Linked DNA regions of Homo sapiens: regions 2, 3, 4, 5, 6 and 7 are each linked to region 1. Evidence: chromatin contacts called from ENCODE Hi-C or POLR2A ChIA-PET data. All regions are on one chromosome and are shown on one strand. Each heading gives the region's core, a stretch centred on a gene start or an enhancer-like site at or near the end of the contact. The rest is flanking DNA. Distances are from core to core; before and after follow the strand shown. Region 1 holds the start of STK35 (serine/threonine kinase 35). Region 2 holds the start of ADISSP (adipose secreted signaling protein). Region 3 holds the start of CSNK2A1 (casein kinase 2 alpha 1). Region 4 holds the start of SRXN1 (sulfiredoxin 1). Region 5 holds the start of DNAAF9 (dynein axonemal assembly factor 9). Region 6 holds the start of FAM110A (family with sequence similarity 110 member A). Region 7 holds the start of ITPA (inosine triphosphatase).

The links. A loop is a pair of places that touch in the nucleus more often than their neighbours do. ChIA-PET counts read pairs that join two places held with the same protein, here RNA polymerase II (POLR2A). Pooled maps may share reads with other maps.
Region 2: a map of CD8-positive, alpha-beta T cell shows a loop between it and region 1 (24-fold over the local background). The contact joins the promoter of ADISSP here to the promoter of STK35 in region 1. A Hi-C loop is called at or near these places in 1 of 168 maps with a recorded cell type or tissue (CD8-positive, alpha-beta T cell), 2 of 37 single-sample maps with no recorded cell type and 6 of 50 pooled maps.
Region 3: a loop to region 1 is called in a map of CD8-positive, alpha-beta T cell, with 17 times the contacts of the local background. The contact joins the promoter of CSNK2A1 here to the promoter of STK35 in region 1. A Hi-C loop is called at or near these places in 3 of 168 maps with a recorded cell type or tissue (CD8-positive, alpha-beta T cell, ascending aorta and naive thymus-derived CD4-positive, alpha-beta T cell), 4 of 37 single-sample maps with no recorded cell type and 17 of 50 pooled maps.
Region 4: a loop to region 1 is called in a pooled map, with 17 times the contacts of the local background. The contact joins the promoter of SRXN1 here to the promoter of STK35 in region 1. A Hi-C loop is called at or near these places in 2 of 37 single-sample maps with no recorded cell type and 10 of 50 pooled maps.
Region 5: a map of gastrocnemius medialis shows a loop between it and region 1 (10-fold over the local background). The contact joins the promoter of DNAAF9 here to the promoter of STK35 in region 1. A Hi-C loop is called at or near these places in 2 of 168 maps with a recorded cell type or tissue (gastrocnemius medialis and naive thymus-derived CD4-positive, alpha-beta T cell) and 10 of 50 pooled maps.
Region 6: a map of B cell shows a loop between it and region 1 (19-fold over the local background). The contact joins the promoter of FAM110A here to the promoter of STK35 in region 1. A Hi-C loop is called at or near these places in 8 of 168 maps with a recorded cell type or tissue (B cell, CD4-positive, alpha-beta T cell, CD8-positive, alpha-beta T cell and 3 more), 9 of 37 single-sample maps with no recorded cell type and 19 of 50 pooled maps. POLR2A ChIA-PET finds 5 or more read pairs at or near these places in 4 of 52 experiments (CD4-positive, alpha-beta T cell, Panc1, activated CD4-positive, alpha-beta T cell and 1 more).
Region 7: a pooled map shows a loop between it and region 1 (6-fold over the local background). The contact joins the promoter of ITPA here to the promoter of STK35 in region 1. A Hi-C loop is called at or near these places in 1 of 37 single-sample maps with no recorded cell type and 8 of 50 pooled maps. POLR2A ChIA-PET finds 5 or more read pairs at or near these places in 1 of 52 experiments (HEK293).

The regions. Positions count from the first base shown.
Region 1 is chr20:2,100,117-2,104,035 of GRCh38, reverse strand. STK35 (serine/threonine kinase 35) reads right to left here and starts at 2,209. Exons shown (of 4, transcript NM_080836.4): 1 at 1,861-2,209; 2 at 671-1,268. The coding sequence starts at 2,154. RefSeq lists silencers at 794-843, 864-1,393, 1,684-1,733, 1,744-2,033, 2,134-2,323 and an enhancer at 480-1,448.
Region 2 is chr20:3,766,100-3,770,018 of GRCh38, reverse strand. It overlaps ADISSP (adipose secreted signaling protein), which reads left to right and starts at 2,266. Exons shown (of 6, transcript NM_001258429.2): 1 at 2,266-2,356. RefSeq lists enhancers at 932-981, 1,643-2,229, 2,357-3,121 and a silencer at 2,132-2,371.
Region 3 is chr20:541,880-545,798 of GRCh38, reverse strand. CSNK2A1 (casein kinase 2 alpha 1) reads left to right here and starts at 2,009. Exons shown (of 14, transcript NM_177559.3): 1 at 2,009-2,127. RefSeq lists enhancers at 1,544-1,603, 1,714-1,763, 1,874-1,953, 1,974-2,123, 1,609-2,302 and 1 more and a silencer at 2,444-2,503.
Region 4 is chr20:651,564-655,482 of GRCh38, reverse strand. It overlaps SRXN1 (sulfiredoxin 1), which reads left to right and starts at 2,283. Exons shown (of 2, transcript NM_080725.3): 1 at 2,283-2,507. The coding sequence starts at 2,298. LOC107985423 (a long non-coding RNA gene) reads right to left here and starts at 2,530. Exons shown (of 2, transcript XR_001754452.2): 1 at 2,009-2,530; 2 at 1-1,694. RefSeq lists a silencer at 1,846-2,405.
Region 5 is chr20:3,405,417-3,409,335 of GRCh38, reverse strand. DNAAF9 (dynein axonemal assembly factor 9) reads left to right here and starts at 1,667. Exons shown (of 37, transcript NM_001009984.3): 1 at 1,667-1,861. The coding sequence starts at 1,779. RefSeq lists enhancers at 266-767, 1,144-1,343 and silencers at 1,334-1,583, 1,624-1,863, 1,924-2,003.
Region 6 is chr20:831,411-835,329 of GRCh38, reverse strand. It overlaps FAM110A (family with sequence similarity 110 member A), which reads right to left and starts at 1,615. Exons shown (of 2, transcript NM_001042353.3): 1 at 1,379-1,615. RefSeq lists a silencer at 1,215-1,364.
Region 7 is chr20:3,207,051-3,210,969 of GRCh38, reverse strand. ITPA (inosine triphosphatase) reads right to left here and starts at 1,472. Exons shown (of 8, transcript NM_033453.4): 1 at 1,353-1,472. The coding sequence starts at 1,418. RefSeq lists enhancers at 1,277-1,346, 1,229-1,877.

The DNA of each region.
Region 1 (3,919 bases), core at 960-3,459:
GTAAAACGGAGGGAAAAGATGCCGGATGCTTTGTTATGTGACAGCTCTCAGGCCACCTGTGAGGGTTGTCAGCCTGCACCCCTCAGAGGACCAAGCCAGAAGACAGTCAGTTTGCTCGGCTGCCTGGGATGAAGGGCCGGGGGCCTCAGAGGAAAAGGCAGACGAGGAAGCCACAGGAGTTTGGGGGTTGGAGCTGGAGGGTGTCAGGAAACTTGGAACCAGACAGGGAGAGGGTGTGGGTGGGTCCAGTCAAGTTTTTTCTTTTTGTTTGTTTTGGGAGGGAAAGAGAGAGGCCCTCGGGGGTGAGGAGGCTCCGCAGTTCTGCTACTAACTGAACCCGACCCCTCCTCCACTCCCCCAACCGATCTTAAAAATAGAAGACGTTTAATAACCATAGCTCGCAATTCTTGAGCACTTATTAAGTTAATGGTTAGCACTTAAACGAGCTCTTGTTATGGAAACACCAGCCAACTTTAGGCCCAGGGACTGATCTTAGGACCTGAGAAGAGAGGGCCGAATGCCTGGGCCCAGGAAAGGAGGGTGTGTCAGGGCACAGGGTGACAGGGACCAGGTCTGAGGCCTAGGAAGGCCAGGAACAGTGTGGGCCAAGCCGTCCGGAGAGCAGGGGGTCCAGGCCCTGCGTGGGTGGAAAGGCCCGCGGTGCTCCTACCTTTCAGCGAGGTCTCCACCAGGCGCAGGTAAAGCTGCGAGCTCTTGTTGCCGTGACTCATGCGCTGGGCTAACCCATTGCGCTGCAGGACGCACTCCTCAAACTGCACGACGTTCTGGTGGCGCCGCTTGAGGCTGGTGAGGGCCCAGAATTCAGCCAGCGCCAGCTCCACGTTCTCGGGGGCGTCGCAGCGGATCTTCTTGACCGCCACCCGGGCCCCGCTGCGCCCGGCCACTGCCTCATAAACCACGCCGTAGCTGCCGCGCCCGATCTCCGCCAACAGGCTGTAACGCGGCCGCGCGGACCCGCCACCGCCCTCAGGCCGTCGCCGCGCCAGGAAGGCCTCGCCCGGGGCCTCGGCCGCCACCGGATCCATGGCCCGGGCCGCCGCCGCCGGCCTCAGCTTCGTGCTGGGCGCCCGCGGCACTGGGCTTCGCCTTTTCCGCTCCGGGCTTTGTGTACCTCTGCGGGCGCCGTCCTTCCCCGTTTCCATGGCTGCGGGCGGCGGGGGGAGCAGCAACGGCGCTGCCCGGGCCCCCCCTGCCTCATCCCTCCGTCCGGCCCTGGGACGCGGAGGAGCCGGACCTTGGATTGTGACCTGCGGGCGAAAGAATCGGTTAAACGGCCAGGCCAAGGCGGGGAGGCCAGGAGCGTAGGCCGCGGGGCGTCCCACCTCCTCCTCCCCCGGCCGCCGCGGCCCCTTTAAGACGGAAGCCACCGCCGCTGATTGAACGGGGGAGGGGAGGGGAAAGCGGGAAAGACCGAACCACTGGGCAGCAGCTCAGAGGGGGAACCGGAAAGAAAAGCACAAACTCTCCGCTCTCTCTGTTAGCTTGTCATGTAGCGATAGGAAAAAGAAGAGCCAGCAAGCTTCACGCCTTCTGAAAACCGCTTAGAGACGCGATTTGGCCGGCGGAAATATTTTTCTTTGCTTGGCCCCCTCTGTGACGCTCCTCCCCGCGCCCCGCCTTGTGTTCGCCCGGGTGTAAACAGTCCATTGAATTAAGCCCTAGCGGAGCCCAGCGGACCGACCCAAGTCCCCGAGGGCGACGGGTAGAAGGGATTGGCTGAAAAGTTCGGCTTCTCGGAGTGCGACTGGCCGAGGACCCGATTTCCCTTCCCAAGCGCGGAGGCAGTGGCAGTAACTCCAGCCTCGGCGCTGGCCTTCAGTCCTCCAACGGCGCCCTTACCTGGCCCGCGCACCTCCACTTCCGGGCGGCCCGTTTCCCCCCTGGAGCCCCTGCCTGGGGATGGTCCGCTCCGGGCCCGGGCTGCCTCCGGGACCGAGCAGCGCGGGAGGTGGCGGCCCGAGCCCGGCGTGTAGCGGATCCTTCTGCTGCCGCGGCGCTCGCTGGGGAAGCCTGGGCTCCTAGGCTCCCGTGGCTTTCCACGTGTTCGCGCCAGCTGAGCCCTTTACATAACCTCTTTACATAAGCTGCACCTCCCGCCGGCGCCCGGGCCAGCGGAGACTCCTGGTGGCCCATCCCCCGGGACGCCAGCCGAGTGAGCCCTGCACCGCCCGGTCCTGCAAAGGTCGACGGAGCAGCCGCAGCCGAGCGCACCGGCACGCCTTGCCGGGACCCAATCACTGGCGAGAACACCCAGCCAACAAAAAATAGGCGCGAAATTCCCGTGATCCGCGGCGGGCTCCGGGTCTCCGCAGCGGCCCGCGCATCACTATCCCTTCTCGCCTGATCTGCGTGAAGACCAACCGTCCGCAGTAGGCGCCTAATAAATACTGACTGGGTGATTGTCTTGGTCGTTTGATTCATAGCTCTGTCCTGGGAACCTCAGGGACTGGGTTGGAATCCCGACCTTCCCTTCTACCAGCCCAGTGATCTTGTGCAAATCATTGACCCACCCTGAGCATCCGTTTATCTAATGATCCTCTGCAAAATGGATAGAATGGGCTTTAATTCCCAGGAATGATAGACCCAAATGAAATACCTAGATGGAGGCTAATTGGGTGTGGGGCTGTTAGTACCCAAAGCTCCCATTTAGGCACAGATTTTTGAATATTTTGTTCTGTATTTTGTATTCCAGTGTAGGCCTAGTGGGTGCCCAGTGTTTGTTAACTGAATCTACAGATGTTTATTGAACACCCGTAATGTGCTAGGCACCATTCCAAGTCGCTGGGGAAAGAGCAATAGACAAGGCAGTTTCTGCCTTGGTTGAGGTTCTGTGCCACTGCAGGAGACAAACCACATGGGTGGCCTTGGGCAAGTTAGTCAACCTTCTTGTGTATTTGTTCCTTACCTGTAAGAAGATCCACAGAGGTTATACAGGTAAAGCACTTAGGACAGCCTTGCACACAATGTTAAGTATTATTAAATAAATGCACAGGATAATTTTTGCCAGTGGTAAGTGTGATGGAGAAAAAGAATGAGCTAAAGAGTGCTCACTGGATACAGGCCATTTCTTATAATGTATTTGGTCGCTGAAAACCTCTTAACTTTTTTGTGATTAAATTTCAAATTTACACATAAATTTCAAGAATCGTAAAGATCATATACTTTTCCACTAGAATAACAAATTGTTATATTTTGCTGCATATCCATATCCTCTCGTGTATGTGTATATATACACACAAATACATATTGTGTGTGGATATCTATATGGTATATACCCCAAAAGAAAGGAAATCAGTATACGGTATATAGATATTCACACACACACATATATAATGTATATATTCTTTTTTACTACATCATTTTAGAGTTTCCAACATCAAACTCCTTTATCCTAAATATATGTGTGTGTTTCCTTAAAAAAAAGACATTATCTGGCATAATCTCAGTACAGTGGTCAAAAATCAGGAATTTTAACAATGATACAATTGTTTTATTTAATACACTCCATCCATATTTAAATTTTGCTAATGGTCCCAATAATGTCCTTTATAGCTATTCCCCAGGATCCAATTCAGGATCAGACGTTGCACTGAGTTGTCATGCCTCTTTAGTTTCTTTTAATCTGGAAGGGCAGTTAGTTATCCAGCCTTTCTTTGTCTTTCATGACCTTGACATTTTTGAAGAATACTGGCGAGTTATATTGTAGAATGTCCCTAAATTTTTATTCATCTGTGTTTTCTTATTAGTTTCAGAGTATCCATTTTTCTCTCCTCCCCCACCCCCCACCAACCCATCCCTTGCTATTCTGAGAGGGTATGCATTTTTTGGCAGGACTACTGCTGAAAAAAGTTGCCTCCTCAGGGCCTTTCATCAGGAGGCACATGGCATTGTGTTTGTC
Region 2 (3,919 bases), core at 1,017-3,516, 1.7 Mb before region 1:
AGACCACAGTTCTTTGTGTGTGGTGTCCCTCCTACACTAAACTGTGAGTGCCTTCCACTCCACAGAGCCTAGCACAATAACTTACTCATCAGATACATTCAGTAAATGTTTGCTGAAAGGAGTTGACAATTCGGAAATAACCCCGGGCTGTGCAGTTAGCAGCCAGTTTGTGTTTGAGAGAGCCCACACCAGAGATGGTTTTGAGAAGTTGGCTAGAAAGACTTTTGAAAAAGGCAGGCTTGGGCCAGGCGCGGTGGCTCATGCCTGTAATCCCAGCACTTTGGGAGGCTGAGGCAGGCAGATCACTTGAGGCTAGGAGTTTGAGACCCACCTGACCAACATGGTGAAACCCTGTCTCCACTAAAAATACAAAAATTAGCCCTGGGTGTGGTGGCGCGCACCTAGAATCCCAGCTACTTGGGAGGCTGAGGCAGGAGAATGGCTTGAACCCGGCGGGGGAGGGGGTGGAGGCTGTAGTCAGCCGAGATGGCACCACTGAACTCAAGCCTGGGCGACAGAGTGAGACTCTGTCTCAAAAATAAATAAATAAATAAATAGGCAAAACTTATCTTGGTTGAAGAGGGCTTGAATTTTGGCTATGAGAAGAGAGCGGGGAGGGCCTTCCAGGTTGGAAGGTGGGATAATGAGGGGGAGGGGATCACAAATGTCTGCACAGACCCAGAAGGTAACTAACCGTGAGAAACAGGGATTAGCGGGGACTATGGTAAATTTATGTGCTCTTAAAGGGGCTTGTAATGCCAGGCTGGAAAGTGAGCCCATGTTGTCAGATCTTCTGATATTTCAAAAGCCACGAAACCAGATTCCTGATTCCAGAAAGAGGCGGAGGAGGCAGGAGGGGGAAGGACTTCTTTTAAAAAGCCCCATGTGAGCTAAACAAAATACACCTACGGGCCACTTTGGGCCCACCGTCTGCCAACTTTAGACTTTCAAGACAAGGTCTAAAGGTAGTGTGGTGGGAGTGGGTAGAGTGGGCAGGAGTGGATGGGCTGAGATCAGAATGTGAAAAGCTCTCAATGTAAGCGCTGTCTCTCAAACGCGAGGGCACATGAGTCACCCAAAGTGCTGCTGAAGTTTGTGAAGCGCTACTGGAGGCAGTCCCAGAGGGCTTTGGAGCAGGAGAGGGACGCGATGAAAACAAGAGCTCAGAAAGATTAATTTGCCAACAGTGTGCAGACTGGAGATCAGCAGACAGGTTATGGGCCACAGGGTGGCAGACTTGAGGGCTCCTTTAAGGCAGCGACCCCGGCCCTGCTGAAGGGAGGCTGGCCTTCGGCCGCCCAGGCCGTCTCTCTAGTTCCGTTGGAAGCAAGGCGCTGCGTGCTCCGGACGGCTTACTGAGGGCACTTTGGGGAATCCGTCCCCACGGGCGAAGTATAGGTGGGGTGTTCGCGAACCGGCGGGCGGAGAGCACCGGCAAGAACCCCCGCAGACCGGAGGGCCACGCCTCTCGCTCCTCGGCTCATTGCAGGCGCCCACATCCCACCCCGCGGTGCTGAGCGAGGCGCATCTCGCTGCCATGGCGACCGCCTCCATGGAGACCGGGAGCAGAGGCTGCGGTCCCCGGGGGCGCGTCACAGGCTCTCCCAGCCCCCAGCCCGCGTGCCTTCTTTGTTCTGATGCTTCTCCAGGCCGGGCCAGGCACCCGGGACGCGTCTCGGGCCCGCACGGGGGTTGCTTCTTTCGAGACAGGGGATGGGGTGGAAGGGGAAGAGGTCCAAACCCTGGGGTCGAAACAGGAGTGATGGAGGGTTCCTCAGCTCCTGAACGAGACCAACACGGCCCGTATCGATGGCCGAAGCCGGCGTGGAAGCCCAGGGAGAAAGGCCACCTTCGGGAGCTCCACCCAGCCCCGAGACGCGCCCGACAGCCCTCCCGAGAGCGAAGGGCCCAAGGGAGGTGCGTCCTAAGCAAGGTTCAAGGCTAGAGGCGCTATCCCCCAGGCGGAAGAAGGAGCGGGGGCGGGGCCTATCCGAGGCCCTCCTTCTCCCTCTTCGAGTGGTCGGTTCTGGCCCCTGGCCTAGTTGGGCCGCCTGCCCGTCTTCCTCGCGAGAGCTCGCCCGGCAGGCGCGGACTAGCAGGGCGCTGCCTCGGCGACCCTGGCACGTGACGTAGGCGGCCCTCGCCAGTTGGCCGTTCTTTGGAGCCCGCTCATTGGTCCGGAGCGTCCCTCGCCCCACCCTCCCAGATCAACCAATGGGCGGAGGCGGGGGCGTGCCGACGGGAGGGCGGCCGCGGCGCGGGGCTCCCTTCCTCGTGCTCGGCGTTGAGCTCCTGCAGCCGCCGCCGCTGCAGTGGTCGTCCCTGCCCTCCCCGGCCCCGGGGTGCACCCCGCAAGGTGAGGCCACCCCTCTGCTCCCTGCCTCCCGGTTCCTTCCCGTTCGCCGAGGTCCCCTCCCGGTCCCGGCCCTGTCCTGAGCAGTCAGTGCCTGGGACCCCAGCGGCCGTGATGGCAGGGCTGGGGTGGGGGGCTCCGCTGTCGGGGCCGGGCCTGGAGGACTCCCCAGCACCTGAACTAGAGTGATGTCAGGTTCCCGGGGCGCAGTGACCGTTAGCTGGTGCAGCTGGGGTGTTTTCCGCGAAGCGATTGTCCGGGGGCATGAGTGCGGTAGTGAGGGCGGGGGCGTAATGGGGTCAGCGCCCCCTCCTCCCCACGACCCTGTTCATTGCCGCTGCCTCGCTGCATGACCTTGGACCAGTAGCATCTCTGAGCCTCCGAGCCTCAGCACCCTCAGGAAGGAGGGCAGTGATGTCTGGGAGTGCGGGCTCCGGAGACTCCTGCGTCAGCCGAGGTGAGTGAAGGTGGGGAGTGCACAGGATTATCTCCGAGGGACAGAGCCGCCGCCTCGCAGCTCAGGATGGATTGGATGGGGGGGATGTCCGATTACATTTCCCCCCTCCCCCTGAGATGACAAGAATGGGGTGTGGCGGGGGTGCCACACCCACAGGGATGGCTGCCGGAGAGGATAAAGGGTCCTACACCTGGACCCTTGGGGCCTCGGGGGCTTGGGCTGCACCTCCCTCCCGGTGGTATGAAGGAGGAGGGACTGGATTTAGGTTCTGGACCCGTGTTTCCATTAGTAAGCAGGGACTGAGAAAGGGAAGTCTCCGCTTGCCTTTCTTCTTGAATCTTGGCACTGGAAAGTGGAGGTAGGGCATTTTTCTGCTCCGGGGAGTTGAAGAAAGTCGGGGCAGCACCCCATCCCTCTCCCATTCTGGTCTTTTGTGGAGGGAAAATGTAGCTGGATATCCCCCCACATTCTATCCATCCTGAGCTACGAGGCAGCAGCCCTGTCCCTGGGAGATAATCCTGTGTGCTCCCACCCTCACCTTGGCTGACCCCCTGGATCCAGCCTGGCCTCTGCTTCTTGGGACCTCTGGATCACAGGCCCAGGGCAGGGCCTAGGTGGGGCATGCTATCTGGAGGCTAAGCACCCACTAGCTGAGGGCAAAGTGGGGAGAATGCTGGGCAGAGGAGGGCAGCACTTGTTGGGGAGGCAGGAAGGTGTGGGTGGTGAGGGTCCCTTCTCCATATTCCCCCACCCCCACCCCCAGCACCTCACTGTTAGAAGGAGAGAGAACAGCCATACTTATCTTTGCACCTTTGGCCCACTGGAGGGAGAAGGAAATTAAATCACATTAAAGCTGAGTTGATGTGAAGCTGCCACAACTACTGACCTCCAGCCTTGCCTTTCCAGGCTTTGTTCTGAGTATGTGTGGCCTCTGCTGTGTCCAGTCCTGAGAGTCAGCGGGTCAGTGTGGCCCCATCTCAAGGCCTCAATGGCTGTTCTTTTCACAGGCGTGAGCTTTAATGGGAGGCTACACAGTGCTTCTGCTGGACTGAGTGCTTGAGCCAGGACTGAGCCCCAGGCTGGGGTAGGAGAGGAAGAGGTAGGGAGGG
Region 3 (3,919 bases), core at 760-3,259, 1.6 Mb after region 1:
CTCTTTCCTGCCTTGGGACGTTTGCACTTACTGTTTCCTTCTCAAAGGGACCTTCTGAACCACTCAAGCTAAAGCTCTATACTTCACAGCTACTTATCTTTTCCTTTCGTAGCACTTATTGCTACCTGAAATTACTTTGTTTATGCATTTGTTTACCTGTGCATTACTTGCTTCTCACTTTAGAAGGTAAGCTCCACCAGTGAGCAACTGGTGTATGTCTTCCTCATAACACATCCCCAGTACCTAGCACAGTGTCTGGCTCATAGCAAATGATGAATTGTTGTGAGTTAAACAAATGTGAATACAGTTGGGAAAAACAAAGCCACAAGAGCCAAAAAGATACGTTCGAGAGGTAGGTAGAAGGGTATCATTTCCTGGAAGATGGCTTCCCAGAAACTTTGGGATTATCTTGTATAACCTCCTCAGTCCACAAGTGGGGAAATTGAGGCCCAGTTACAGGACACTGAGAGAAAAACTGTTGTGGGTTCCCAGGCAATTGGGATCAGATGTCACAAGCTGTCTAGCAGATGAGGTCCAGAGAAGGCCACAGCCACCTCCCTGAGGCCATCACTATAAGTCTGCAGCCACCACCAGCCCTAACCCCACATGGGGAAGAGGTGCCTCTTTGGGAGCAGAGGTGCTAGTCAGCTGACAAACTGTGAAGGCAGGGCTGTGGAGGGTGGAGAGGCCCATTCCTGAGACAACCAGCTATTCTGAGACAGTTAGGGATAATGGTTGGTACTGAAAGAACCTGGCCTCCTCACCCTCGTTCCAGTGCTCACACCTCTGTCCCACCAGAGGTGAGACTAATACTTGAACTCCTTTCAGCAACTCTTAGACGCTTCAGCTTTTATCAGGGCCTGCAAAGGAGAGGTTGATCATCAGATGGAGCCCTGTCCACTGGGGGCTCCCAGTCTGATGGAGGAGACAGACTGAGGTCCTCAGGTTACTGACTGATAGTGTCTGGGTTGGAGGGAGTTAAACAGAGAGGAGACCCCTAGAGGAAAGGATCCCTGAATTAGTTCAATCGGCATACAGAAATTATCCAGTCCATGAGGTGACAGTAAGAGAAGTAACTGCCAGTGTAAAGGGAGGGAGGCAACACAGCTAAGTTCCAGGAATTGTTTGCAGTCTTGTGGGTGGAATCTTCCGGAATTTGAGAAGAGAGTGGCAGAATAGGAGGCTGGAAAGGAGGGTTTGGCCAAATTATGGAGGACTCTGAATGTCAAGTGAAGAGTTTGGGCTATCTTTGGTGCATAAAGAGGTCCATGGGAGATTTTTGACCATAGGGAGACCATGATGAGCTCTGCATGGTAGAAAGTGCTTTGTGGCTGTTTTGGGGAGGTAGCTCGGGCAAGGAGAGCAGGGGTGGGAGGCAGATAGAAGGAAAAAAAAACACTGTATTTTGGACGCACAGCTCTTGGCAGGACTCCTGTAGGAGGAAGGAATTGGGCCTTGGTCTCTTGAGAGCTAGTATCCTCACTTCTCAGACTCCTGCGCCATGCCCTTCCTAGGGTCCAACTTTCATTCACTTCTTCCGAACTCCAAGTTTGAATAGAAAGTGTTGCTGAAACCCTAATTTAAAACGAGGGGTCAGAGCAAAAGAGACTTCAGCTCCCAGAATGCTTGGCTCTACAGCTCTGCAGGTCGCGCATGGTTCTTTTCAAGAAAGGGGGGCCAGCTGGGTGAAGTGTGGGAAACCTGGGTACCGCCATCTTAACTTGGGTCAAACCAACTGTTCACCTAATGGGAGGTTCGTGTTCTCTCTGTTGTCACTTGTTAACACTATTGAAATAAAATGCGCTTAACTATTGCAAGTCTCCTTATTCTGCTTTGCGTTGGGGATTCCTTCCATTTTGCACCCTAGGCCAGAACTGAATCCCTAAGGTTACAATAGGACATCCCAGCATGGCCGCATTCAGAGAGATTCCTCTGGGGGCGGAGTCGGAAGCTGTCTCGCCCCGCCTCCTGGTAGGAGGGGGTTTCCGCTTCCGGCAGCAGCGGCTGCAGCCTCGCTCTGGTCCCTGCGGCTGGCGGCCGAGCCGTGTGTCTCCTCCTCCATCGCCGCCATATTGTCTGTGTGAGCAGAGGGGAGAGCGGCCGCCGCCGCTGCCGCTTCCACCACAGGTACCTAGGGAGCAGCCAGGCGAGGTCGTTGGCGGGTGGGGTGGGCCCAGGATAGGGCAGCGGAGCGCGGCCGACCCTCACGCTTCCAGCAGACTCCTGAGCGGCCCGTCGCCTTCCCCTGCCCCCACCTTCACACATAAACCAAGCGAGGCCCCTGCAGCCCATCGGGGAGGCCCAGGGGCCACCCCTCAGGGCGGAGGGCGAGGTTTGGGGGCAGAGGCCGATGTGAGGGTGGGAACCGGCTGCCGGAGTCCAGCTTATTGCAGAGGAGAGGACTGAACTGGGTGGGGACTAGGGGACAACTTGGAGGAGGGGGTCGTCAGAGGGGGAAGGGAACTTGAGGGGTGGGGCCGCAGGGGGGTGCTGGGGGAGGGTGCGGAGGGAGTGGTGCCTGCTGGGTAGTGTGCAGTGAACCCTCCCGCGAAACTGGGCAGCTGGAGTAGGGGCCTTCTTAGGGTCCCTCTGGGCGGGGCTGAGCTTCCCACCTGCAGAGTGGGTGCGAGGTGGAGAGAACCCCAGGCGGGGTTGCTGGGGCGAAAGGGGGAAGGGACCAAGACGTGGGGCAGAACGTCTGGAGTTGGAGTTAAGGACTAGTTAGGAGCCTGGATAGAAAAAGAGGTATGGAGAGAAAGCTTGGCTAAGGGTATACATATGTTGGTGACCTTTTGAAAGAGTAGGACTTTTCAATTTTGTTTTTCGTTGTGTGTTTTTTGCAGTGTTGGAACATTGCTAGATTAAGCAGGTGATGGGTGGAGCTTCTGTAGTTTGTTTTGGGGAAGCAGAGTCAGGGTCAGGAGAAGTTGCATCTTGGCTATTGCTTTGTGTGGAGGAAAGAGTTTTGAAAAGAAGGTGGCAAATTATTTGGGAAGACTTGATTACTTTTCAGCTGTTTAATTCTACGAGAATGGGACATGGGGAGAGGAAATGAAAACTAAGAAGAGAGGCCGGGCGTGTGGCTCACGCCTGTAATCCCAGCACTCTGGGAGGCCGAGGCGGGTGGATCACGAGGTCAGGAGTTCGAGACCAGCCTGACCAACACGGTGAAACCCCGTCTGTACTAAAAATGCAAATATCAGCCGGGCTTGGTGGCGCGCGCCTGTAATCCCAGCTACTCGGGAGGCTAAGGCAGGAGAATCGCTTGAACCTGGGAGGCGGAGGTGGCAGTGAGCTGAGATCCGCCACTGCACTCCAGCCTGGGCGACAGAGCGAGACTCCGCCTCAAAAAGAAAAAAGAAAACTAAGAAGGGAAGATTTTTCCAAGAATTGGAGACTTCATTCCATCTGAGGAGTGCAGTGTAGGCCCAGTGGTTAAAAACCAGACTGCCTAGGTTCTCAAATATCAGGGCCATTGCTACTTAGCTGTGTGACCTAAACTCTCTAAGCCTCAGTTTTCCCGTCTGTAAAAGGGGGATGATGGTATTTTCTAGCTTGTGAGTTTACGGAGAAGAGTAAATAAGACAATTTGTGTCAAGTGCTTACTACAGTGTCTGGCAGGTAGTAAGTGTAGTAAGTAGCTTTTACCTGTCACTGTAAAGGGACTAGCTGGTATATTTGGGGCTCTTCTGTTCTAAGTAAAATTTATAGTCAAGAATTTGACTGTAGACAGGGCTTTAGAGTAGTATCTTTGTAGTTGTTGTAGGGTTTTGTTGTAAGTCATTTGGCTTTACTGGCTTGGTGGACCTGGGGCTGAAAGTCCAGTACCAATACTAGTTCTCCTCCGTGGTATTCTCAAAAGTTCACCTGCAGTCTTAGCAGGGCATGTTTTTGTCCTTCTGTGACTTTGAAATACTTG
Region 4 (3,919 bases), core at 1,034-3,533, 1.4 Mb after region 1:
GAGGCCAGGACACATTCGCTGTGGAAGAGGCACAGCAAGGAGGCCAGTGTGACTAGAGTTGACTCCGGGGCTTGAGGAGTGGAAGGTCAGAAGGTGTGAGCCACTGCATCCAGCCAGGGAAGGTTTCTTCACTCTTAAAAAGAGGCTCGAAGGGATGTCCTAACTTCCACTTGTGGACATTCGCATGTAATGATGTGATGTTTTGAGCTACAGTAGCCATCTTGGGACCATGAGGGGCACACCGCAGGATAACAGAACACCAAGGATGATGGCACAAAAGGATAGACAGAACCAGGGTCTTTTTTTTCTGAGAGAGTCTCACTCTCTCACCCAGGCTGTAGTGCAACGGCATGATCTCAGCTCACTGCAACCTCTGCCTCTCGGTTTCAAGCAATTCTCCTGTCTCAGCCTCTGGAGTAACTGGGACTACAGGCGCGCGCCACCATGCCTGCCTAATTTTTGTACTTTTGGTAGAGACAGGGTTTCACTATGTTGGCTAGGCTGGTCTCGAACTCCTGGCCTCAAGTGATTCGCCTGCCTCAGCCTTCCAAAGTGCTGGGATTACAGGTGTGAGCCACCGGGCCCAGCCAGAACTGGAGTCTTTGGTCACATTGTTCAACTGCCTCTTTACCAACCTTGGACATACCTACCTCCAAACATTTTATTATGTGAGAAAACAAACCTTCTTATTGCTTAAGCCATTTTGAATTGGGCCATAGATATCTTAACACAGAGAATTTGATACCAGGAAATGAGGCCTCCCTGGGTACACCATGATGATAGAATCAGGCCAGAGCTCCACTTTTCCACTCTAGAAACTGTTATCCTGCCATTCTTACTTCCTGTAATGAGGAAGATGTTTTAGAAGGGATAACTTCCCTCTTGATGAAATTCTCTAATTCTGAATAATTCTGGGGCTGAGGTGTGGGTGTCAGTTCTACTTCTTGAAATAAAGTATCATTTAGGTGCGCACGGGAATTATGTTTCGAAAGGGAAAGGCTGGAGTCTTGGTGTCAGTGTTCTAAGGTTTTGTGAGAGACTAAGAACCCAAAATAAATGATCTTCAACAGCAAAATGGATGTTATGCAATTCACAGAGCACTATGAGCACTCTCTCAATTCACACAACTTTGAGTGATGGGCAGCATGACTTCATTTTACAGACGGGGTTCAGAAAGTGTCAGCAACTGGTGGAAGGCAAAGTAGAAACTCCTGGCTCCCTCCTTCGTCTCCAGTTTTCTCCAGCTGGCAGGGTAAGTATGCATTTCTCCATGTTCGTGCCATTCAGGTTGAGAAGGAAGACAAGCAAACCAGACATGCTTGTCTTCGACCGAGTCTGGGATCGTCCACCTTCCTGCTTGGAGTTGGTGGTTAAGTGGCCCCACAGTTTGGACTCGTGTGACCTGACTTTCATTTCAGCTGACCTTGAACAGCGGGTCTATAACTGCACCTACTTCCAGTAGTGTTGTAATGACACAAACAGACAGTGTGGAACTTGAAGGCAGGGCCCACCCATTGTCAGCGCGACTCCTGAGGGCTCCGTGTGACAGTCACTGTTGCTGAACCAAGGCAGCCAACGGTGGGGTAGAAGGCGGACTCTGGAGCCAGACCGTCTGGATTTGAACGCGGATTCGGCCACTTACTAGTTCCGTGATCTTGGGTACATCACTTAAACCTGTGTCTCAGTCTCCTCTTCTGTAAAATGGGAATAACAGTCATACCTTCCTTGCAGGGTTGTTTTGAGGTTCAGATACGTTAATACACGTGCAAAATGTTCGGAACGACTCCAGACACAGCCGGCGCCAGACTGGAAGTGGAACCGCTGGTGGGGATCATAACCTCGCTGGCTAGGAACCCCAGCAGCGGGGCAGCAGCGCACCGCGGGCTTTGCCGACTCACCCTGGCTGGGCAGGTCCGCCGCGCTCTCCCCCGCCCCCGCCCCCGCGGCCTAAGTCGGCCCGGCCGGTGCGTCACCCGCGCCCCTCCCGCCCCGCGACCTGCAAACTCACCCTGAGTCAGCCCGCCCGGGCGTTTCCACTCCCCGGACGCCGCGCGGCGCAGGGGAGGCGAGAGGCGCCCCCCGGTGGAGAGCCTGAGCCCCGCGCGAGTCTGGCGGCACCTGGCGAGCGGAGCCGGAGTCGGGCTGGGGACCGCGGGGTCGAGGCCGGACCGCGGCGGGGTCGGGGGAGAAACGCGCGCTGCCCTGGCACGGGCCCCCCCCCCCGGCCGCGCGGAATGGTATGGCCCGGCCGGAGTTAAGGCCGGGGGGAGGCGGCGAGTCCCGCGGCGGCGGCGACGATGGGGCTGCGTGCAGGAGGAACGCTGGGCAGGGCCGGCGCGGGTCGGGGGGCGCCCGAGGGGCCCGGGCCGAGCGGCGGCGCGCAGGGCGGCAGCATCCACTCGGGCCGCATCGCCGCGGTGCACAACGTGCCGCTGAGCGTGCTCATCCGGCCGCTGCCGTCCGTGTTGGACCCCGCCAAGGTGCAGAGCCTCGTGGACACGATCCGGGTGAGGCCTCGGGGAGTCCAGCCAACCGGAGGGAGGGCTTCGGAGGAGGGAGGTTGCCGGAGGAGGGAGGTCGCTGCGATGGACGCGAGACGGACTGGTTCCGGGCCCAGCCGGAGCTCAGCCTCTGCTGTGTGACCTTGAGCAAGTAGCTGGGCCTCTCTGGGCCTCTGTTTCCTCACTTGAGCAAGGAGGGAATTGGGCGAGATAATTAAAGTAGTGATGATAACGCTTATAACGCTAGTGCTTGCAGTGGTCCAGGAACTGCAGGAAGTCCCTCAGTTTCCTATGCCAACCCTAGGAGGTAGATAGTGGCTCTTTTGCAGACGAGAACTGAGGCAGGGAAGATTTCAGCGGCTTGACTAAGATCAGGCGCTTAAAAAGTGACACGGCTGGAATTCACACCCAGGCAGCCTGGGCCCCACTGCCCAGCACATGGCCACCGCACTACCCGGAGATAAGCCGTGGGCTCTCATGGCTGTGACAGTCAGTGACAGTGGGACTAGGTGTGTCATATCTGCTGGGAGGCCCTTGTCTGAATGGGAAGTGGGAGAGGTCAAGGGTCAGCTCCACCACTGAGGAAGGGTGTTAAGAATACCGGAGTGATTCTGGCAGGAACTTGGGGGCCCCGCAAGAACAGGTGTCAGGTTAGGCCTACATAACGTTGTGTCCCCTTCCCCCGACCCTTGGAAGGTGAGCACATGAGATCCCTAAGCCCCACCCAGCACCTCTACAGCCACCCCCGATAACTTTCAGTCCTAGTATTTACACTAGTGTCCTCACTGCCTGGAGCCACTTCCCCAGACAACCACAGGGCCTGCTCCCCTGCCTGGTTCAGCTCTCTGCCTCCTTGATCACCCTTGGTCAGAGTCACTGGCCTCTCTAGCTCTCCCCTTAGCCCGAGATGTTTTTCAGGATACCACTTATGTCCACCAGAAATTATATTATACATCTATTTGTGTTGCATTTTATTTTCTGTCTTCCTGACCTCACGTGCACTCCACAAGGGCGAGGACCTCGTCCCATCTTATCTGTTGCCACAATAGTAGCACGGCGCCTGGCTGAGATGGGAAGGGATCTGCCATGCATGCCCTGTCCCACCACTGGGCTTTTTCTCCCGTTGAGAACCTCTTCTATCTCTGCCTTGTCGTTTCTCACTCTTTCTCGGTCTTCCTGTCTCAGTGTCAGGATCTTCCCTGACCATCCCTACCGGGTTAGGAGCTTCTGTGGGCCTGCAGCCACCTGTGTGCCCACCTGCATAGCTCTGATCTCACTGGCTTTTTTTTTTTTTTTTTAAGACGTTGTCTGGGTCTGTCACCCTGGCTGGAGTGCAGTGGCACGATCTTGGCTCACTGCAACCTCCGCCTCCCGGGTTCAAGCCATTCTCCTGCCTCAGCCTCCCAAGTAGCTGGGAT
Region 5 (3,919 bases), core at 418-2,917, 1.3 Mb before region 1:
CTGAGCAACAGAGTGCGACTCTGTCTCCAAAAAAAAAGGAGAAAAAGAAAAAAAAGGCCGGGCGCGATGGCTCAGGCCTGTAATCCCAGCACTTTGGGAGGCCAAGGCAGGCGGATCAACTGAGGTCAGGAGTTTGAGACCAGTCTGGCCAACATGGCAAAACCCGTCTCTACTAAAAATACAAAAATGAGCCAGGCGTGGTGGCGGGAGCCTGTAATCCCAGCTACTCGGTAGGCTGAGGTAGGAGAATCGCTTGAACCGGGAGGCAGAGGTTGCAGTGAGCCGAGATCGCGCCACTGCACTCCAGCCTGGGCGACAGAATGAGACTCAGTCTGGGAAAGAAAAAAAAATGGTTTTGGAAATATTCGCCTTCAGGGATTGGCTGTCTTTCCGAATCAGAAGTGGAGTGCGGCAGCTGAGTACCCACTGACTTTCGGAAGCCTGGTCGCTGGTGTCAGGCACTTGTTGATTGGCTATTGTCGGAGGCTTAGAGCGGTCACTGATTGGCTGACTTTCAGAAGCGTGGGGTTGTCATTGATTTACTAAGAAGCATAGTTACCGGAGTGAGGCTATCGCTGATTGGCTGATTTTCAGAGCTGCTGCACCGACGAGAAGTTATCTCTAAATAATGGTGGTTATTTGTTCACGACTCCGGACTTGAGCTAAAAAAGTATTTTCCTTTCTTGAATATGAAAGACGAGCACTTTAAATTCCTACTCCCTTCTGGTCTTCCCTCAGCCAAACCTGAAGGAGACACCATAGGGATTGTCCAAATCTTCATTAGTGTAGGAAGGATTTTCAGCCAGTGTTGTAATTTAAGTGATCTAGCACCAATTACTGTGGGAGAAAAATAGCTCTAATTATTGCAATTTAGTGTAAAAAGATGAATACAGGACATTTAAGGCATTCCGACGAGGTCAACGAAGGACGCAGGCCAATAATCATTAAATACGTCCTGTATATACAGGACTCCTGGCAACTATCAGTGCAGTATTTCCCAAGTTTCTTGTACATGTCCCTGCAGAAACCGGTAGAGCTAGGATCTTAACAGTAAAGGTTAGGGGTCTTCTGGGATCCTGTGCGCCTCTAACGCTCATGCCCTGCGCAGGGCTGGGTGCGCACTGCTGCGCTAACCCGAGGCCGGCTAGGAATCTATTGGATGTTTGAAGGGTGGGTGCGGAATTGATGACCAGGAAGCGGGAAGACACCGTTCCGGAGAACAGGGAAGCGAGCCGGGTACTGGGGAGGTGCGCTGGGTACTGGGGAGGTGCGCTGGATCCTGACGCCGGAGCGGAAGACTTCGCTGGAGGCCGGGGCTGGTCGGGCGGGGCGGGGCGGGCAGAGGCGGAGGGGCGGGGCCGGGCTGGGAGAGGCTCCGCCCCCGGGCGCGTCCGTGTGCGTGGCCGGGGGGCGCCGCGCAGAGCCCCGCTCTATGATGCCGGGCTTGAGGACGAGGCCGGGCGGCGCTGTGGCAACCCTCACCCTGCGGACACGCGCTCCCAACATCCGGTCCGGCGGCCTCGCAGCTTAAGAAGTGGGGTCCCTGTGGCCGTGCGCCGACCCCCAACTCCAGCCGCTCCCAACGCCCCCATCCGCTCTCGGTGCGCGCGCCCCCTCCACGCCCCCGCCCCCGCCCCCGCCGGGCCCGCGCGCCGCGCCCCCTCCCACCCGGCACGCCCTGCCGCCCCGCCCGGCCGCAGCTAGCGTGGAGCCGCCCTGCGGGCAACTGAGACCCTCGCAGCTGCACCGTCCTCCTCCGCCGCCAGTCGTCCGCCGCCATGGACGTGTACCCCCCGCGCCGGCAGGGGCTGCCCCGCGCTCGGTCCCCTGGCGGCTCCAGCCGCGGGTCACCCTCCGTCAGGTACGCGGGGCAGAGGCAGCCGAGGGGCGGCCGGGCGGGGGATGCGGGCTGTCGGGGTCCGGCGACGCCTCCCGCCGCAGGGCGTGGTCCGACATGGCTTCCTCGGGACGGTTCTTTGCTGAACGGCTCAGGGAGGAATTTTTCCCAGGAACGGCGCCCTCTGTAGAGGCCCCACAATGGCTCCCCTTTGGACAACCCCGCAACGGTTTCCCCACAATGGCTCCCCCACAGACAACCCTGCAACGGTTTCCCCACAATGGCTTCCCTAGGGACAGCGATTCCCTGTGAAGACACTGTTATGACGTCCTCACCCCCATAGAACGTTTCTCCCAGGAAGGATTCTTCTACACAGAACCCCACAGAGGCTTCCCTATGAATAACTCACTCGCCTTCCCCAGGGAATGTTTCCCTCAGAAACTGCTACTCTACAGACCTCACACCTCCACACACACAATAGCTCCCTCGTGTAGAACCCCCAAATGGATTACCTAGAAAGCCCCCTCCCGTGGGTCTCTAGAGCCTTTGCCCTTGACAACGGCTTCCTTAAAGAGTGTCCCCCGCCCCCTACGTACATAATGACAGCATCTCCCCTGTCGCGCGTTTCCCCAGCTCCCCCTGCCTCAGCCTGCATCGCGACGCCCCCTCACTCCACAATAGGGAGCTCGGGTTGGGAGGAAGTAGAGGTATTAGGGACGCAGGAGGAAAAACTGGATAAATAGGGGAAAGAGGCCTAGAACCTCCGAAAGCGGCGGACGCCAGGCCCCTTACCGTAGAGACACAGTCCCAAGCTACCTCAGTATGGGGAGGGGGTGATCGTGGGGAGCGTTCCCCGCCCCCTTTAGATATAGGAAGATCCGTTTCCGATTTCTGTGCCCTATGCGTTTGGTGCTGATCTTGTTGGTCTGGGCATTGTTTGTGATGGAGCTGGTGTGGGGCGCCGGCGCAGTGTGGAGGTTGGAATGATGGAGGGGTTGCAGCAGAGACCTTTGAGAAGGAGAGGGAGAGGGGGAATGCGAGCGATGAGCTTTGGTACTGCTAAACTGTCATTAAAACAGGAGAGGGTTTTGTTGTTGTTTGCTTTTTCTTATTCTAGCCACATAGCAAAGCAAATATATTGTTCCCTTGAAAGGAGGTTGCCAATCTACATGTTAAAACAGTTTTCTTATATTCTTGTTATGGTACTTAAGGCATATGTTTTAACTTTGCTTGCTGATCTGATTTTTGGGGTTGTTTGTTTGCTTTAACTAGACCAAATTATTGGAGAACAAGAAACTGATTCTTAGAAACCTGTTTCTTTTTTACTTCCCTGCATTCCTTTCCACAACCCAGAATCCAGTATATGTTTGTTGAACAAATAAAGGATAGAGAAGGTGGGGGGTAGATACCAATGAAACATTGCATTTAGGAGTCCTAAATTGCTTCGAATCTGTCAGGTGACATTTTTGAACTCCTGCTCTGCCCTTCAGTGTAATTCCTTGTGGGCTTTACAGTTCCAAGTTTAACTGCTTATAGTAACGCATCTCCAATCCTTTGCAACATTTCTGCCAGTTTCACTGTCTGAAGCAGAAAGTATTTGAACTTGTATAGACATTGCATAGGATACTTTAGAACAGCCATCCGTTAAATCTAGGCTCTGTGTGGACTTGAGGTTTATCCCAGATCATCTTGAGCTTAGGAATTTGGATTTGAGTCTGTTGAGATCTTTAGGGGGAAAAAAATCATCTCTACCTTAGAATCTGTCTCTTAAATGCTGCCTTTCTTGTTTTTAGTAGCATGGCCATGTGCTTTTTATTTATTCTTTTAAAGGTAGTGATTCTATGTTCAAAGAAGTATGCTGGCTCACTTTACTGATCATACCCGAACTCCAAATCTTCTATCAAGTGGTTTGAATAAAATTTGATTTCAGACAAGGAATAGTGCAAGGAACCCCAAGGCCTAGCTGCCCCCAATACCTTTGGTGAAAGAAATTTGCTGAAGGCTTCCCTCCTTTCCCCACTTCTACATGATTGAACGTGCTTTTCTTGCCCATTCAAGCCTTTCCCTTACTCTTGACATTGA
Region 6 (3,919 bases), core at 366-2,865, 1.3 Mb after region 1:
CAGGGACAGGGCAGTGGTTTCATGATTTATAAATATGCATATATATACACATATATACATATATACACACATACATATATATACATATATGTGTGTGTGTATATATGTGTGTGTGTATATATATATATAGAGAGAGAGAGAGAGAGAGAGAGAGAGAGAGAGAGATGGGAGGACTGCACTTCATGAAGGCTGTGTGAGTTAACCTCCTGCCTGCAGAACACACAAATGGTCCATGAACGTTAGTTTCAGTCTTGATTACTGAGGTTTTGGGCATCCCTAAATTTTGCACTGGCTCAATTGCCTCAGCCCCTGCCTTGCATCACAGTGGGAGAAGATGATACATTTGCTAATAAGTAAAAAAACCAAAACATGCAAGAACCAGAGCAGGGCTTATGAAGTCAATAAATAATATTTGTTGAAAGAATAAAAGAAAGCCTTGTTTTCTTTCTGAGTCCTCGGAGATCCTGTCCCCCAAAGCCAGGGGCAGGCTCCAGAGGAGAGAGGATATGTAACTCCCTTATGAAGAGATTGAAGACTCTCAAAATGCATGATTCTGTGTGTCAAGGATTCTAAGATTGAAGCCAGAGGGACTAGGAGCTAACCACTGCATTGTCTGACTGTGACTTCGAAAAGGGGCTTAACTTCTTAGAACCTCCGTTTCCCCACCTACAAAAGGAGACTGACAATAGCAACCTAGGGGGCAGGGGGTGTCCCCAGGAGACACAGCAGGGTCTGGCCTAGGTCAGCTGCTCCACCTGGGGGGATTCCGGCCCCACTCCCAATTCCAAAGTCTCTGGTGACTAGTGGCTTTGGTTTAGGGACTGGCTCTATTCCCTTCCCCAAACTGGGGATGATTCCCAAGAGGCCAGCAGCGGCTCTGGGGGCTGGAGAATCTGCTGCCCCTGCATCCAGCCCAGAAATGTCAGTCCCGTCCGATCCCCAAAGAGTGGTCCTCTGTCCCCGTAGACAGAAAGGCGCCAAATGAGCCGAGTCCAACCCCGGACTGCGGAGAAGGAAAGACAGACGCCCAAAGGGGGTATCCCGAGGACAGTGTGGGGCGCGGGGATATGTGATCCAGCCAGGGGTCTACAGGTCCCTGCCGATAAAACGCTGGGAAAATGACTACCAGTTGCCCGTCTGGGCCTCTCAAGGCAAGTCCAGATGTGACTAGACTAGGGGGCTGCGAGGTGGGGCAGAAAGACTTGAACTGGATTCTCCGCCAGAGCTCGCCGGGCCGGGACACTTGCCTCTCTGAGCCTCAGAGTCCTCATCTGTGAAATGACACGCAGGTACGACGCGGGGAGAAAGCAGACAGCAGACGCTCGGGGAACGGGGCCCCCAGACCCGGGGTCGCACCCGGACCCACCCGCGCCCTCACCTGGAGCCCGCGCTAGGCGTGTCCCGGCTCCTCTCGCGCAGGCTTTGGAGAGGCTGACAGCTCGGACCCGGGCCGGTAGTGGCCGCTCCCAACGACGCCCAGGAGGCCCCAGCCCCGCGTGGGCACCTTTGGGGTCCCCTTTGGAGCTGCCCTCCGCGGTCGAGCTGAGCGGGTGGCCCTCACTGTCGAAGGCCCCCACCGCAGGGAAAGTCCCTGGGGCGCCGTGGAAGGGGAAGTGAGCACGCCGCCCCCCTTCACACCAGAATGGTTCGCCCCGGACTTCCTGATTGGTTCCTCGCTTCCGTTCGAACGGCGCGCCGCCAGGGTTGCCAGGCGACCGCTTAGCTTCCCCCGCCCGAAGGAGAGGCGCTGCTCAGCAGCTCCGCCCGCTCCTCCCAGCCGGCCCCACCTTCTTCCTGCCGCCGCTTCAGCCCCGGCGCCTGGTTCTTTCCCTTCCTCCTCCTCCCTCCCGCGGCCAGCTGGGACTTCCTCTAGGACCCCAGCTGGAAGAGCTCCAGTTAGAGGGCCCTGGCTGGTTCCTAGTCCTGACTTTGACGCTAACTCCCTATGTGACCCGGTGCAAGCCCCTTCCTTTCTCTGTTCTCCTAACTGCATGATGATGAGTGAGTTAATTTTAAAATGTGCATACCCAGCAGTCCCGAAATTTACAAAGGAAATGACCAAAGATATGAGCAAAGATTAATATTGCTCAGCCTTATTCATCATAGCAAAATAATGGAAACAACTTCAATGCCTCTTGAAAGGGATTGGTTATATAATTCCATCCTGTGGAGGAGCTAACTTAATTGAGCTTTTTGCATGCCGGGTAGCTTTACAGAACAAGTCTTGTCAAGGCTTATGACATAACCCTCTAAAAGTACTTTTAATTATTAACACTTTATTTATTTCTTTATCTTTTTCTTTTCTTTTTTTTTTTTTTTTTTTGAGATGGAGTCTCACTCTGTCGCCCAGGCTGGAGTGCAGTGGCAGGATCTCAGCTCACAGCAGCCTCAATCTCCTGGGGTCAAGCAATCTTCCCACCTCAGCCTCCCAAGTAGCTGGGACTACAGGTGTGCACCACCACACCCGGTATTTTCTGTATTTTTTGTAGGGATGGGGTTTTGCCATGTTGCCCAGACTGATCTTAAACTCCTGAGCTCTAGCAATTCTACCAACTCAGCCTCCCAAAGTACTAGGATTACAGGCATGAGCCACGCCACCTAGCCTAATTTTTCCCACTTTCTGATGAGGAATATTATGCAGCCATTAAAAGTGAAGTAGCTACCAGGAGCAGTGGCTCACACCTGTAATCCCAGCACTTTGGGAGGCTGAGGCGACCAGATCACCTGAAGTCAGGAGTTCAAGACCAGCCTGGCCAACGTGGTGAAACCTCGTCTCTACTAAAAATACAAAAATTAGCCAGGCGTGGTGCCACATGCCTGTAATCCCAGCTACTCAGGAGGCTGAGGCAGGAGAATAGATTGAACCTGGGATGTGGGGGATGCAGTAAGCTGAGATCATGCCACTGCACCCCAACCTGGGCAAGAGATCATCTCAAAAAGATAAAAATAAAAGTGAAGTAGCTAGAAGATATTTAAAGATAGGGGGAAATGCTAAGTATTAAACATTGGTTTATTTATGTTTTTTAGAGACAGGGTCTAGCTCTGTTGCCCAGGGTGGAGTGCAGTGGTGCAATCATAGCTCACTGTAACCTAGGTTGAAGCAATCCTCACACCTCAGCCTCCAGAGTAACTAAGACTACAGGCCCGCATCACCATGTCAAGCTACGGGTCTCGCTATGTTGCCCCAGGCCAGTCTAGAACTCCTGGCCTCAAGTGATCCTCCTGCTTTGGCCTCCTGAATTTCTAGGATTACAGGCATAAGCCAATGCACCCCTCCCAAATTTTTTTGAAGTACAGTATGCTTCAAAACACTATGTACAGCATAAATATGTATTAAATACATATGTATATGTGTATAATCATCTATAATCACAGCAGTTAATTTCTTCTTTGTGTTTTTGTGAATTTTCCAAATTTCCAATACTTGAACATGTCAAAAAAGTATATTTTTAGGGGGATTAGAATGAATTAACTCTAAGGGCCTTTAAGGTGAGGAAATTTTATAGCAGTCAGTCTGAATTGCTCAATTTGGAACCAGCTTCTCTGTTTCATTCCAGCTGGTGTCTTTTATTCTTTGTTTGGATTGCCAATAATTGAGAACTTACTGCGTAAACCCCTGGGTGGGCAGGGGAGGGAGCTAATAATATATCAATAGCTAATAATGATTGTACACTCTGGCATGGACACCAACCAAATCAGAGCCAACCACTGTCATAAACAGGGAGTCTGCTGTATCCGTGAGGACCAGCTAAATATCAATCCTGGCCCTGTGCCCTCTGCTACATTGTGTTAGGGCTTTATACACATCATCTCATTGGACTTCATGACTATCTAAGGCGAGAGATCCTGCTATTATTCCCATTATATAGATGAGAAAACTAAGGTCGGTCTGGATCCAGAATGAATTCTCTGATCCACT
Region 7 (3,919 bases), core at 223-2,722, 1.1 Mb before region 1:
AAGCGATTCTCCTGTCTCAGCCTCCCGAGTAGCTGGGACTACAGGCACGTGTCACCATGCCCAGTTAATTTTTGTATTTTTAGTAGAGATGAAGTTTCATGATGTTGGCCAGGCTGGTCTTGAACTCCTGACCTCAGATGTTCTGCCCACCTCAGCCTCCCAAAGTGCTGGGATTACAGGCGTGAGGCACTGCACTCGGGTTCCAGCTCCTTCTTTAAGTGAGGGCAATATTCTCAGCCAGAGGTTTGGGGTCTCATGCCCACTGTCCTGCATGGGCTCTGTTCAGGGTGGACTGCCTGACTGGTCTGGCCTCAGGATCCCAAACCTTTTTTCGGCAAAAGGCTCTGGTTCCTGAGAAGGCCACTCAGTCCTGGCACCAAAGTGACATCAGTCCCTCCCTACACTACAGGCAAATGTAGGTGTCCCTAGTGATTACACCCCACTGGTCTGCCTCAGACATATCCAGTGGGTGTCATCCTGATCCCCCACACATGACCCCCACTCCATGGCTATGGCTGATTGAACAGGGGCAAACTCTTGATTCAAGCAAAGCCAGTCGGAGCTGATATCTGGTAGAAGCCTCATTGTTCCATCCCCCAGCAGGGAAGAAAGGGGAAAGATATGAACAGGAATAGGGATCAGCATCCAGAGAGAACAAGGACAAGTCAGCTTCTTGAGAGAACTTCAGGTCCTGTGGGACACGATAACACTATATTCCCACAGGAGTCATCTGGTGGCTTACATGAGCTCCCTGTGTGTTTCTGTTACTTGCTAGCCACAAAGTCCCTGCAAACAGAAACTTTAGATCCACTGCCTCCTTTACTCCTCCTCTCTATAGCGCTGTGAAGCAAATGTCCTGCATCATCCCCATTTCACACACGCGAAAAGAGGTTAGAACATTTCAGGACGGTGGTGAGGCACGGACTGCTCAGTGTGGAACTCCGTCCCACGCCCTCTCTGGGTCCTGCTAGCCCTGGCCCAGCAGCGGGATGTGGATAAGTCCCAGAAGAGTGTCGGGACACTGGGTTGGGGTCTACTTCAATAGGTGACCTTCGGGGCGGTTGTTAAGAGCCCCGCTACTCCTCCGGGTCCCGCAGTCGCTGACCACACAAGCCCTGTGTCGGGATCTGTCGAGACCCTCGTTCCCTCGCCAACCCCGGGGCGCCCCGATTCTGCAGCCACTCCCTTCTTGCGCCCCAGCTTTTCCACACAGCCGGGTCAGGACCCATTCTTCCGGGCTGAATTCTGTTCTCTCTCCATGCCTCCTCCCACGTGCTTCCCTCCTCCCGGAAGCCCCTTCTCCGCCCTATTCCCAGCCGCCTCCCAGTTAGCCCCCAACACCCTCCCGGCACCTCCTCCAGCTTCTTGGCGTTCCCCGTTACAAACACGATCTTCTTCCCCACCAATGAGGCCGCCATGGTGATCCCCGGTTACCCAGCTGAGCCACCGAAAACTCCTTGGCGTCCAGTGACAGAAAACTTCCGGCTGGTGGCGGAAGTGAACGGCTCAGTTTCCGGCCAGGGGTCCCGGGGAAAGCCGACCCGGACCCCAAGGCGCGTATCGGGCGAGTGGGCTCGCGGTGGCGGCCTAGCCCACAGCGTCCGATTTGCTGGGGGCCTCCCGAGCCTGGAGACTGAGTGACCCACCCCTCCTGCCTAAGGGACGCTATCTTCAAGAACCGGAAGAGACCACTCCCACCCCCACCCCGCCCCTGCTTTCGCTCTTCTCTGCAATGGGGTCTCCGAAAGGAGAAGACTGCAGCCCTGTGACCCTGGAGGTTTGCGCTCTCCTATGCTGTCTCAAAAAACTGCCTCCTTCTAGGCAAGGGCTTCCAAACCCTCATCCTGATCTCACCTTCAGCCTTACCCGCCAGCTATGATCCACTCGACTGTGAACTTAAACTCGGCATAGCCTAAAACAAGCCCAAACTTCTCACCCGTTTTCACTCCTAGGCTTGAGAGCTCAGTATGTAGAGTTCCTCACTTCCTCATCCCTCCAGCCTCTCAAATCTATCACCCCTTCTCCGTGGCCACCGTTTCAGCCAGATCTTTGCATTCCAAACACAACAGAAAGTAGGAAGTGCCCTCTCAAAGGTGGGTCTGCTGAACCTCTGCTGATACTCTCTTTGCAGCAAGTCATCTGACCTCCCTCCTCCAGAGACTCAGCCCTCTGCCCCCCGCCTGGACCCCTGTGTCAGTACCTCTTGAATGGCCACTTCTGCCCATGGACAAGAAAGGGAGGGAGTCTGAGTTCTTACCAAGCTCCTCAGGCCATTCTGATGCTCATCAAAGTGTGGGAAAGCCCGGTGGCTCACGCCTGTAATCCCAGCACTTTGGGAGGCTGAGGCGAGTGGATCACCCGAGGTCAGGAGTTTGAAACCAGCCTGACCAACATGGAGAAACCCCATCTCTACCAAAAAGTACAAAATTAGCTGGGCATGGTGGTGCATGCCTGTAATCCCAGTTCAGAGAATTCAGGATTCAGGAGAATCGCCTGAATTCGGGAGGTGGGGGTTGCAGTGAGCGGAGATCGTGCCATCGGACTCCAGCCTGGGCAACAAGAGCAAAACTGCGTCTGAAAAAGAAAAAAAATGTGTGGGAACCACTGCTTTGGGTGGTGACCTGTTTTCTTTTATTGAAGTAGAAACACTAACCATTATGCAGAGTCCCTAGAGGAGTGGCCATGGGGATTTGGGGGCAGAGGAGGGCTTGGGGGACATCAGTTACCCCGAGGAGCCTGAAAAGAAGAAAAACAGCCCACCTTACATGGATGCCTTTCTTGGATCTTAGCCAGCTCAAGCCCCAGCTCAGGAAAACCTTCCCTGAGCTCCCTTTCATCTGCTTGCATAGCACTGACCTCTGCACTGCAAATAGATATTCATTTGTGTGATTCTGTTTTCTCTTCTAAAAATCCTAATGGTAAAAACCATATCTGTTTTTGCTCACCTCTCTTTTTCTTTTTTTTTTTTTTTTTTGAGACGGAGTCTTGCTCTAGTCACCTGGCCTGGAGTGCAATGGCATGATCTTGGCTCACTGCAACCTCTGTCTCCTGGGTTGAAGCGATTCTCCTGCCTCAGCCTCCTGAGTAGCTGGGACTACAAGCACCCCCCACGACGCCCAGCTAATTTCTGCATTTTTAGTAGAGACGGGGTTTCACCATGTTGGCCAGGCTGGTCTCGAACTCCTGACGTCGTGATATGCCCACCTCGGCCTCCCTAAGTGCTGGGATTACAGGCATCAGCCACTGTGTTTTGTTGTTGTTGTTGTTGTTGTTTTGAGATGGAGTCTTGCTCTTGTCGCCCAGGCTTGAGTGCAGTGGCACGATCTCGGCTCACTTCAACCTCCGACTCCCGGGTTCAAGGGATTCTCCTGCCTCAGCCTCCTGAGTAGCTGGGATTACAGACATGCACCACCACACCCAGTGAATTTTTGTACTTTTAGTAGAGGTGGGGTTTCACCATATTGACCAGGCTGGTCTCAAACTCCTGACCTCAGGAGATCCCTCCACCTCAGCCTCCCAAAGTGCTGAGATTACAGGCTTGAGCCACGGTGCCCAGCCTCACCTCTCATTCTTAAATCCCAGCTCCTGGTACATAGTAGGTGTTCTGTAATGTAAGATAACTAGCTTGGGCACAGTGGATCACTTGATCCCAGGAGTTCAAGACAAGCCTAGACAACATGGTGAAACCCAGTCTCTACAAAAAATACAAAAAATTAGTTGGGCTTGGGGGCACACACCTGTAGTCACAGCTGTTTAGGAGGCTGAGGTGGGAGGATCACCTGAGCCTGGGAAGTCGAGGCTGCAGTGAGCCAAGAGTGCCACTGTACTCTAGCCTGGGTGATGTGAGTGAGACCCTGTCTCAAAAAACCAACAAACAAAAAGATCACAACTGACATCTATAATTACAAGTCCATAGATA